4 separate regions of the Homo sapiens genome follow, and regions 1, 2 and 4 are each linked to region 3. Evidence: chromatin contacts called from ENCODE Hi-C or POLR2A ChIA-PET data. All regions are on one chromosome and are shown on one strand. Each heading gives the region's core, a stretch centred on a gene start or an enhancer-like site at or near the end of the contact. The rest is flanking DNA. Distances are from core to core; before and after follow the strand shown.

Region 1 (2,700 bases), core at 183-2,682, 3.4 Mb before region 3:
GAGTTAACATCTAGGGAATCCCCACCTGATACATCTATATCTTTAAGAGAGAAAAACAACAGCAGACAGTCAATTATATTAAGAACATGTAGGGCCCACTTCTACAACCAAAAGAGGAAATCCCCATTAAATTGTATGTGCTTTGGGGGAGGAATAATGACACTGTAGTATTTAAAAGAACTGGAATGAGATAATATATACAGAGAATATTGTAGATATTATCTTTGGAATTAAATTTTGAAGTCTTGGCTACCATTAACTACCTGTAGGGTCATCGACAAGTAATTGAATTCTCTAAGCCTTATTTACCTCATCCATAAAATAGCAACAGTAAAGTTGCTCATGGGATTTCTGTGAGATTTAATGTGATAATACATGTTAAGGGCTTAGCCTATTGCCTGGCACATAAAAAGCTCAATGAATGCTTTTACAGCAAAGCCCAATTTTCTGCTGCTAGCAAATGCATTCTTATGATACAAAGGTCCAGTATCAGATGCTAGAGAGGAATTCATCTGAGATGAACTCATGACTTAATCATGAGTCATTTCAGGTTCTTTCTCAATGTCATCCTCATTGAGAAAGAGAATCATAACTATTTTCAACCAAACATAAAATTAAAGAAAAATCCTGACAGAAGTGAGCAATGTTTTCACCTCCTTTTCGAAGCCACTTTATATTCCAGAGTCTGAGAAAAAACTTTGTTCTTCTGGGCTCTTTCTATTGTGAACAAGTCACTTCCACCCTTTCCTTTTCTTGAAGACAGAACTTCCGGTTTCGATTTCTCTCCATTTATTACCCCATGCCGTTACTGGGGCACCCTCACCACCACCTTGAATCTCAATATATTCTGCACATGCATAACGTCATGGAATTAAGCGTCTGGAGCACTAAAGACCATGATGGGCTGGGGTTGAAACTCGAATTTCAAACATTAATGAGCTTGATGACAAAACTAAAGAGCATTCTTCTTCTCAATTTAAATTCTCTGTGATAGATGATTGGTCTTTCAAATGTTCACACTGGACAGTTATACTATTGGAAATTTTTCATAAAATGAACTTCTTAGGACAGAAACTCAAAGCCCCTAATCCTTTTTTACTCCATTTTTGCCTGTCCAGTACCTTGCCAGAAAAGAAAAACGCCACACCTCACCGCAGACTTTCATAGTGCTTAGCGTGCTGCATTTACTCTCAGCCTCAATTCCTTGTTTAGAGTCCCAGATTTCTCTGCTTTCTTTCCCTTTACAATTACATGCATGTCCCAGATAGCATATCATCGCTTCTACTATTACTTCCCTAAGATTCTCAGAGTAAACCAATGCAGACCTATATTCTACCTCCAGAAAACTGCGGAAATCGAAAAGGCCTCGCGGTGGAGAAAAGAAACCGAAACTAACTCCCTAGATAAAAACTCAGGCGCTGGCTGCTGTGTGGCTCAGAGCGCCCAGTCCGACGCCAGGCTCTGCGCTCGGTCTCCTCTGCTCCACCTCCTCCCCGCGGGGCGTGCAGCTCCGAAGCTCTTTGGACCTAGCAGGTTCGGCGGCCGGGGTGAGGATTGCGGGTGACGTCGGGTGTCGCTAGGGACCCTGGAGCGGAGCTGTCCCGCGGGGGTTCTAGGATTCCTTCAACATCCAGATGGACCGGGCGGGGAGGTGGCCTGGTGGCTTCGTGCGCGCCGGGCGAGGGAAGCTGGGGCGCCCACTGGGCTCGGGCGGCAGCTTCGCGGAGAGGTAGGGAAGAGGGACAACCACCGTGAGAGAGGAGAGTGCTCAGGCATTTAACGGGTCCTCTGCACCCGAGGGGGCCTGGGGATCTGGGGTGCTGAGGAGAAAGTAAGGGTCACCACATCTGAGCACAGCCATTCGAACCTGGACATTGACAGGCAGCAAGCCGCTTCCCTTTTTTCCGTCTTGTATTTAAGCTTTTTTTTTTTTTTTTTTTTTGAGTCAGTCTCGCTCTGTCGCCCAGGCTGGAGTGCAGTGGCGTTATCTCTGCTCACTGCAACCTCCACCTTCCGGGTTCACGCTATTCTCCTGCCTCAACCTCCCGAGTAGCTGGGACTACAGGCACCCGCCACCACGCCCGGCTAATTTTTTTTTATTTTTTATTTTTTATTTTTAGTAGAGACGGGGTTTCACCATGTTAGGCCAGGATGGTCTCGATCTCCTGACCTCGTGACCCGCCCGCCTAGGCCGCCCAAAGTGCTGGGATTACAGGCGTGAGCCACCGCGCCCGGCCGGATTTAAGCTCTTAATAGCGGAAATAAGGTTTTACTATTTCTCTGGAAAGGTACTTTGTTCTTTTTTCCCGCTTCTCTTTTGTTTACAAAGTTACATTGATAAATTTATAATAAACTTCTCAAGGTTTTCCATAATCAAAGAAGCTGACATCATCCGTGATGGGGCCTTAAGGATTATGAAAGCTCCTAATGACTGCTAGAAAAAGCGGTCAGAACCAAACAGAAGCAAGTCCTTTAAAGACACAATAAGAAGTCCAAACCATAACATCAACGACATACAGACCTTCATGATTTCGAGTGTTCTCCTGAAAACAGTAACATACCATTCAATCTAAGATTTGCAGTTTGAAGTTTGGTGGAACTCAGGTGCTGAGAGTTGAGGGTACTAAAATAAATGAGGGTGAGTTATGCTTCCAAGGCTCTTCGCCTTCTATCCCAAAGATATTGGGGATAGTTTAGTGT
Region 2 (2,700 bases), core at 201-2,700, 4.5 Mb before region 3:
ACGCATATTCAAGTTGAGAAAATATCTGTAGGTCACACACATGGTTTTTAAAGCCATATTATAGAACAAGACACTGAATAGCAGCAGCACCTTTTAAGATGAAAGTCAACAATTTATACACAAGCACTTTAACTCCCATATGTACTCCTGAACTGAACAAATATTATTTTGTAGTGACTCACAAAGGGACGCAGTTATTTCCATACCGACCTCATAAAAAAAAATCTTCTAAATTAACTCTTTAAAGATGAAAGTAAAAGCATTTCTGGAAAGATTCAACAATTATACAAGCCACAATGATGCTGCAGTAACTGAACTGCATAGCTCCAAAAGTTTACGTTTGTAGAACTGAACTTTTGAATTATATATCTGTGTAAAAGGTATGGTCGCTGTTGATTCAATTCCATGAACAGGAATTTCTTTCTAAAGGAAACAGAAATCTCAGTTTCTAATATGCACAATGCATATGTAATTATCTTCTATATGCTCCGCAGTTTTAAAATGCCATACAAACAAAGCATACCACATGCAAAGTCAATTTCTGAGATTCTAAGGCAGTTTCTGGTCAAGTTTAAGATCAAACCACAAATATATATACACAAAAAATATTTTACATACATATATATCTAAAGATAGAAAAACTGAATATTATTTTTAAATTGGGGAAAATTTAGCGAAAGTAAAACCCACTCCTCTAAGTTTAAAGTTAATCTTCTCCTGGAACCCACTTCCATTTTATTCAGAGGTCCTTCGACGGTTCCTGAAGCAGATGTGTGAAATTTTAAAGAATGTCTGAGGGTATATACCTAATCAGGATGGGTTAGCATCCCAATTCACGATGTACCTTTCAACATTATGTAGGTACATTGTAAGAGAAACCAAGATGAGCGCTGTGGCCTCACAGTTGACCCAAAATCTGTGAACAGGAGAGCTGACAACTCTTCGCTCATACAATGCAACTCACCTCGCAGCTCAGAGACATAGCAAAATCGGTGGCTGTTTTTTGCGCTGCCTTTGGATTCTGCATCTGTTTCAAACCTAGAACCTAGCTACCCTCGGAGCTCCACCGAAGAAAGCCTGACACAGCGAAAACTATCGCGATTTAAAAGATACCTGACGTTTTCTACCGCAGAGGTTACGAAAATTTTGCCCGGTGGGACTTTTATTGTCCTCCTTCAAACACGGGAGCAACATGAAGTTAAATCCTCTCGCTCTGGAGATCCCTAGAGTCAACCTGCTTCTGCCCAAAATTAAAAATAAAAATCTCCAATCTCACTTCCCCCTTAAGACTAAAACTGAATCCATGCTCTAACTCGGGAGTAAAGTAGGATGGCTTTCAACCCACCACACCCTCCTTGCTCATTATTCCGGGTCACGGGCGAACTAGAACACTGGGAAAGGGGCTGCAGGTTCCGGACCGGACCGGCCCTGACCCACGGAAGGGGAAGAGAAGCGGCAGGAGTCAGGAGCCCGAAAGGTACGCCCCAGCGTCGACGCGTGACGTCACTACGTTGACGTGAACGGCCGTTCAGCGTCCGGCCGTCCCAACACCTCCTCCTCCGGCCACTCGCTGAGTAGCGTCGGCGCCTATTGGGCGGCGTGGGAACGGTGGGCGGGCCGGGACTGGGTCTCGAGGAGGAGGAGGGGTGCGAGGTGCCTGGCTCTGAGGGCCGCCGGGGCTGTGAAGCCTGTCATTAGCGATTAGCTCACGTCAGTCACTCACGCATCCCTGTTTGCCCTGCTGCTGACCTCGCGCGAGGCGGCCACCTTGTGGGAGATGTTTTCGTGAGGCAACAGACGCTGGCCGTTCCCAGCGTCACGCAGAGTTCGGATCCACTCTAGCGAGAGACCACAGCGTCCGGGAGCAGCTTGTGAAACTCTGGCGAGCGTCAGCCTTGAAAATAAAAAGTATTGGCAGCCGTCGACGAGCACAGGTTCCTAAAACTTAGATCGAAGAGAAGTACCAGCCTTCAAAAATAAACCAGCACCAAAAGCCCCCTGTGCTTATAGGTGACGTGCGGGCTGGGAGTGCAGTGGTGTCACCTCGCCTTGTATGTCATCGCCGGTTGTGTGCCTAACATACATACAAAAAGGATAACTCGAATTTAGCCATCACGCATTTTCAAAAATACTGCTTGGAAATTGAATGTTTGGAGAAAAGATATAATCTGGGGTTTCTACACGGTCTGAATTGGGTTCATTTCCGTTTAGCAAACATTTATTGAGCTCCCAGCGTGGGTCACAGAATTCAGTAAACCTGATCCCGTGTTCAAGGTGCTATATTCCGATGCAGGGCAGGGCGATGCAGTGAAAGAATGGTGGCCACAGCAGTAGCATGCTAATAGCCTGGTGGGCAGGTACAGGTTTTGCATTTCTTTGGCGAGATCACTTTTGAGTGTCTCCACTGGGTGGCAGAATTAAGACCCGTGAACGTTTAATATCTCCTGTATATTTAGTATATTATGAATATATACTGATTAATGAATATTAAGTGCGTGTTGTATATCTTGTGCCTCATGAATATTAAATATGACCTGGTCTTGCCAGCCTTTTCTATTTTTACATATACGTGCTCCACCGACTGTTTTGCAGGCTAGGAACACGTGAGTTTTGTTCTCCTATTTCTTCTAGGGCAGCATTGAATATTCTCAAAGACAGTTCTGGGCTTCAGAGCTGGTATAGTGCCCATGGTGGTGATCA
Region 3 (2,700 bases), core at 201-2,700:
ACACACACCCACACACAGAGCAACCAAGACAAAAAATGAACAACTAATGAATCAAGTGTGAGGGGTACATGGATGTTCATTGTATTAATCTTTCAACATTTCTGTAGGCTTGAAAATTTTCAAAATAAAATGCAGAGAAGAAAATTTGCACGTCTAGAAAAGGCTTGTGATAAATAATTCATAGAATCTCAGGATTATGAGACCAGCCTGGGCAACATAGTGAGACCTTGTCTCTACGAGAAAAAAAAGAAAAAGAAAAAAGAAGATCACGTGGAGTCTTACACCATCTCTTCCTTCACTAACATTTGCGTAGTTTTATCTCACACATCCTAAACTGGATCACACTATACTCAATGTACAAATAAGCATTAGAATGTATGAAAGTGGGCAAGACGCGGTGGCTAAACTTGTAATCCCAGCACTTTGGGAGGCCGAGGCGGGCGAGTCACCTGACCTCAGGAGTTCCAGACCAGCCTGACCAACATGGCTAAACCCTGTCTCTACTAAAATACAAAAATAGCCAGGCTTGGTGGCACGCGCCTGTAATCCTAGCTACTCAGGGGGCTGAGGCAGGAGAATGGCTTGAACCTGGGAGCCGAGATTGCACCACTGCATTCCAGCCTGGGCGACAGAGCGAGACTCCGTCTCCGCCGCCCCACCAAAAAAATGTATGAGTGTATATATTCTAACTGATATCAAAGTTCTCTCCGGGAGCTGGTAACAGAAAATTTCTTTCCTTGTTTGCTTACATTTTTACAATCATGAGCTTTTTAGAAAATGTCATTGAAGTTTTTTCTCTTTTTGAAATTCAATTTTAAAAGAAACAAGGGCCCAGTGGCTCACGCCTGTAATCTCAGTACTTTGAGAGGCTGAGGTGGGAGAACTGGCCAGGAGGCCAAGAATTCGAGGCTGCAGTGAGCCGAGGTCGTGCTAGGGCACTCCAGCGTGGGCGACAGAGCGAGACTCTGTCTTAATAAACGAACGCCGTAAGCATTCCGAACTGCTTTGTTTCCCATTGGAGAAATCTGTAAATATGTCATGGAAATTGGAATCTTTATTCTGCTCCTGTCCCTCTGCTGGCGGAGTAGGATTTTACCGCTGGTTCTACCTAGGCGTAGAGCTGTGTCTGCAAACAACCAGGCAAGACCGAAAAAAGTTAATGTTCTTAAAATATGCAAGTGGAGCCCGAAAATAGTTAAATTCTTGGACTAGGAAGGCATCCTTAAATGCTCAAGTCTCTGGGTAAGAGCGCACCGAGGGGCTGCGGCCAGAAGCCCCAGGAACCGAGGTGGTTCAGGCGGTAGCCACCGCCCACAGTCCAGGTCTTCTGGGCCGGCACACCCCTCCCACCATCTCAGCCAATCGGAGCTAAGGGGGCGGGGATCGGGCCAGCCGGAGGCGGGGCGGACGCAGGAGGGGGTGTGTCTGGGGAGGGGCCTGGCAGGTCCCAGAAGGTGGCGAGTTTCGCGGCCAGAGGCTTACAGGTCCAGGTGGAGAGGCCGGGCTGGCCAGGGCTTCGGCCTCCGGCGTCGGGAAATGGCGGCGGGGGGCAGGATGGAGGACGTGAGTGCACGGAGGCGGCGGGCGGTTGGCCCCGGAATCCGCTTTTTCTTGTGCCGGGGCGCACGGGGCGGAGACTCAGAGAGGGAAGCCACCCTTGGCGACTGCGGCCGCGGCCGAAGGGGGCGCCGCCTGTGCCCGGGGAGGCCTGGGCGCGGGGCTTTGGGAGGGCTCCAGGCGGCTGTGGGATCCGCGACACGTTGGCTCCGGGCTAATTTTCCCAGTGGAGGCTGGGGTGGGCTCCTGGGCGGTGGGCGCGCGGCCCCCGGGGGTCCCAGGCTGGCGCCCAGCCCACGTGCGGGGTACGTCTTTGATCCCGGAACTGGCAGCTTCACGTGATGCGCGCCTGGCCTGACAGCCCTTCCTCCCCGCGAGTCTCCGGGAGCCGGGCCGATGGGTTCCGCTCGGACGTCCCAGGGGCACAGGGGGCGAATCTCCCTTCCTGGTGAGGTCCCTTGCCTTGGCTCTAGAGGCTGTGGACTTGGAGTGACAACGACGCTCGGGCCGGGCGCCAGCGTCCCGCAGACCTGTCGCTATCATGGCCTGGAAACCCACACGAGAGAAAAAGTGTCATGTGTTGTTTTGAATCTAGCATGGTAGGAATACAAAGGTTTTTAAATCTTTGATAGATTCAAACCAGATTACCAAAACAAAAACAAAAACAAAAAAACAAAAAACCAGTGGCCTAGTTTACAGCGTGTATAGTACAGAATGGTAGCATAATTACAAAAATCTTATTTCTTTGCTTCAGTATCGTAAGGTGTTTTTAGGAGAAACATGTATGTATGCTGAGAGTTAACTGGATTTTCCACTGGCAAGTAATAAAATTTTTGCTCTTGAGAAATGCAAAGTTGACAGTTACTGTAAAGCACTAATTTGGGTTAATAAATTAGTAGGAATATTACTGTGATCCTATCACTGAATGAACTGCATCAGGAAAAGGAAGAGAAACATGAAACAGTTCCAGCATTACGGTAGCTTAGATTCTTGTGCAGTAACCAGTTAAATAATCTTGATGAAATAAAGACCAAACAATTTCTAATGAAACTAAAATTTTCTATTTTTTCCAGTTGAGAAAATGGAAAATTAACTGTAAGACCTGTAAGTAGATTTGAGACTCATATATATTTAAAGCAAAAT
Region 4 (2,700 bases), core at 39-2,538, 4.9 Mb before region 3:
TGACGAGAGACCGCGGCTACATCAACCTTGGGCAACCAGATGCAGCCGCGTGCGGCAGCCTGGCACTGCCCGGAGCATGCTCAGTCGGGTCCTGACCCACTTCTGCAGGTCCGACCTCGGGGCGTGGGGTCAGAGGCACTACTTTGCCAGTTTGCCAGGAACAGAGAGGAGCAGAGAGACTGAGAGTTGCTAAAGCTCCTCTCTTGGCACAGCAATGCCTGACCCGGCGGCGGAACATGCCCAGTCTGGCTGCCGGAGCCGCCGGGAGCGTCAATGTGGAAAGTCCACCTTTCCGGGTTTTCGCAGCAACCCACCGGGAAGAGGGCGGTACGGGAGTAAAAAGGCCGGAGTGGGGTGTGGCCAAGAGGGCGGGCACTAAAAAGCCGGGGGAAGGAGCCTGGTCCCGCCCCAGAAATTGAGAGTCTCTGTTCTCTTTTAAAATTAAAAAAAAAAAAAAAAAAAGGGAGATAAGGAGGAGAAGAAGCCACTAACATTGCAGGATCGTGTAGCGAAACTTCTGTAGGTACTTAATAATTTTAGAGTACTCTACTTTTTAATTAAAAAATCAACTTATGGTTCATTAGAAAAAACGTGGAAATTACAAATAATATTTTTAAAGAAAATGAAAAAAAAATTCCTGGAACCCCACCACTCAGAAAGTCACCAGGGAACGGCCCGCTGGGTTTTTTTCCAGACTCTTCCATCTGTGGACTTTGCTTTAAGAGACGTTTAAGACTTACAGCGCAGTCGCCCGGGAAGGCCTGAGAAGCTTTCGGAAGCAAGGTGGTTTGCTCGTGATTGCATTTGATTGCAAGGAGACAGGGTAGGCTTGGGGGTGGGTTGACTGGTTCCCATTTAGCGCCCCAGGATGGGACCCTAAGAAGCCTTTTCCTGGGTGTCCTTGAACACGCGTGCGATGCGACGCCCACAGAAGTTGCGGTGGAAGCCCCGGGCGGGAGAGAGAGCGGAGTGAGAGTCCCGCGCTGCCGCGGAGGCCCTGGGCCTGCGGGTGTGGGGCTCTGGGGGCCGCCGAGGCCCGGCCCAGAGGCTGAGCGGACTGAATGCGGGACTCCCCGGCAACTACAGCCTCCGGTGGCTCCTCCGCGGGGCCGCTCCGCAGCACCGACTGGCTCGCGCCGCACCGCCCGCCCCGCTGCCCCCGCCCGCGGCTGCCGCGAAAACCCGGCGGCTACACCCGCGCCTCCGCGCCGCCCGGCGAGCCGCACTGGGCATGCTCGGCCCCGGCCGGCCCAGGCTCCTGTAGGTGGGAAGCTCCGCGCTCCCGGCAGCCGGCGGCGCAGCTCGCAACGCTGTGAGGCGCCGGCGGAGGCGGCTCGCCCGCAGTAGGCGCTACCGGGCGTCCGGCGCAGAGTGCGGCGCAGCGGCCGCTGTCGGGCTGGCCATGGCGAGGGGTGCACGGCGGCCACCTGAGTGGCGCGGCGGTGTCAGGTTAGCGGGGGCCCCCGGCGGGCCGGGGCGGAGGGGCACGGGTGGGAGCCAGCCCCGCACCGGGTCGGCGGCCGAGTCGGCGCCGGGGCCGCCGAACTTTCGGGTGTTTGGGCTGGCTGAGACTGCGGCGGAGGCTGCGCTGCGAGACGCCGCAGGGTCCGGGCAGCGGGCTCCAGGGGGTCGCAGGATGCTTCGAGATCCGTGCGGGGCGGGGGCTGGCCGTTTGGGGACTGCCGCATCCTGGGCTCGAACCGTAACCTTCCGAGGGCGAGGAGCGCGGAATCCACTGCCAGCTGCCGGCGAGCCTCCTAGGTGTCGTGGGGGAAGGGGACGCCGAACAGCCGTGGGGGCTTTCGCTGGGCTCTGGATCTCTCTCATCGCTGTGCCTCAGTTTACCCGGACAGGGAGGAGCGTGCGCTGGCCAGGGCTCCGGAGAACGTGAATGCGGGTTCCGCGTCGGGAGGGCGCCGTGTCCTGATGCCGCAGGAGTGCGGGCGGCTGTGGGTGCTGCGAGCCGCCGCCTCGCTACTGAAGCTCTCGGAGTTTGTCGCATTTGACTCCATAACAAGTTGACATCGAATTGCTTCATGGCGTGGAATGGGGAAACGTGCTTCATCGGATTAAAATACAGAGTGATTGCAGAACCGATTTATTTTAAGCTTGATCATTAAGCTGTCTTCTCCAGCCCTGAAAAAAAAACTTGCAAGCTTTATAAAGCAAGGTAGCAAAAAAAGGTTTGTAGGTGTATTATCTGCTCACATTGTAGAAAACAGTTAAGATACGATCGAACTGTCATTATTTTTAAGGATACTTAGCAGAAAAGTTTGGTTACTGTGGCAATCTTTATTTTGCGTTATCTTCGATTTAATGTTAAAAACTTGGAAACCGAGCATTGCAGAAGCTCAGTGTTTTTTGTAGTTTTCTCACTTTTGTTTCTAGATGAAACACATTTTTTTCAGTTGCTACTATGCTGAACATAGTAAAATCCTTCAAGATGAAATACAAGATGGAAAAAAATGTCGTTTCATGAGACCGTAAGTTATAACAGTGTAGTTCTTCTGACATTTTACTTACACAGAAAGTGCAATTTGTAGGTCCCAGTGTGGTTTCTACAGTTGTTTATTCCTAAAACATTTAGTACCATTAACACTATTAGGATTATTGTATCTAATAGGGGCAAGATAAACAATCCTGTTCTAGTGGGAACTAGTTCTGCTAACTAAAGCTAAATTCTCAAGCCTCTTTTCTATA

The links. A loop is a pair of places that touch in the nucleus more often than their neighbours do. ChIA-PET counts read pairs that join two places held with the same protein, here RNA polymerase II (POLR2A). Pooled maps may share reads with other maps.
Region 1: a map of B cell shows a loop between it and region 3 (23-fold over the local background). The contact joins the promoter of DDX60L here to the promoter of TMEM192 in region 3. A Hi-C loop is called at or near these places in 2 of 168 maps with a recorded cell type or tissue (B cell and naive thymus-derived CD4-positive, alpha-beta T cell) and 11 of 50 pooled maps. POLR2A ChIA-PET finds 5 or more read pairs at or near these places in 1 of 52 experiments (activated CD8-positive, alpha-beta memory T cell).
Region 2: a loop to region 3 is called in a map of CD8-positive, alpha-beta T cell, with 8 times the contacts of the local background. The contact joins the promoter of CLCN3 here to the promoter of TMEM192 in region 3. A Hi-C loop is called at or near these places in 3 of 168 maps with a recorded cell type or tissue (CD8-positive, alpha-beta T cell and naive thymus-derived CD4-positive, alpha-beta T cell) and 11 of 50 pooled maps. POLR2A ChIA-PET finds 5 or more read pairs at or near these places in 1 of 52 experiments (activated B cell).
Region 4: a loop to region 3 is called in a map of B cell, with 11 times the contacts of the local background. The contact joins the promoter of MFAP3L here to the promoter of TMEM192 in region 3. A Hi-C loop is called at or near these places in 4 of 168 maps with a recorded cell type or tissue (B cell, CD4-positive, alpha-beta T cell, CD4-positive, alpha-beta memory T cell and 1 more) and 9 of 50 pooled maps.

The regions. Positions count from the first base shown.
Region 1 is chr4:168,479,224-168,481,923 of GRCh38, reverse strand. DDX60L (DExD/H-box 60 like) reads left to right here and starts at 1,432. Exons shown (of 38, transcript NM_001012967.3): 1 at 1,432-1,547. RefSeq lists an enhancer at 1,174-1,413.
Region 2 is chr4:169,619,328-169,622,027 of GRCh38, reverse strand. CLCN3 (chloride voltage-gated channel 3) reads right to left here and starts at 1,450. Exons shown (of 13, transcript NM_001829.4): 1 at 965-1,450. RefSeq lists enhancers at 993-1,102, 1,293-1,522, 1,593-1,642, 2,203-2,272.
Region 3 is chr4:165,111,610-165,114,309 of GRCh38, reverse strand. It overlaps TMEM192 (transmembrane protein 192), which reads left to right and starts at 1,450. Exons shown (of 6, transcript NM_001100389.2): 1 at 1,450-1,563. The coding sequence starts at 1,537. RefSeq lists enhancers at 1,095-1,154, 1,935-2,174 and silencers at 1,278-1,476, 1,645-1,904.
Region 4 is chr4:170,024,983-170,027,682 of GRCh38, reverse strand. MFAP3L (microfibril associated protein 3 like) reads left to right here and starts at 1,288. Exons shown (of 3, transcript NM_021647.8): 1 at 1,288-1,449. RefSeq lists enhancers at 63-202, 192-911 and silencers at 383-452, 911-1,310, 1,391-1,480.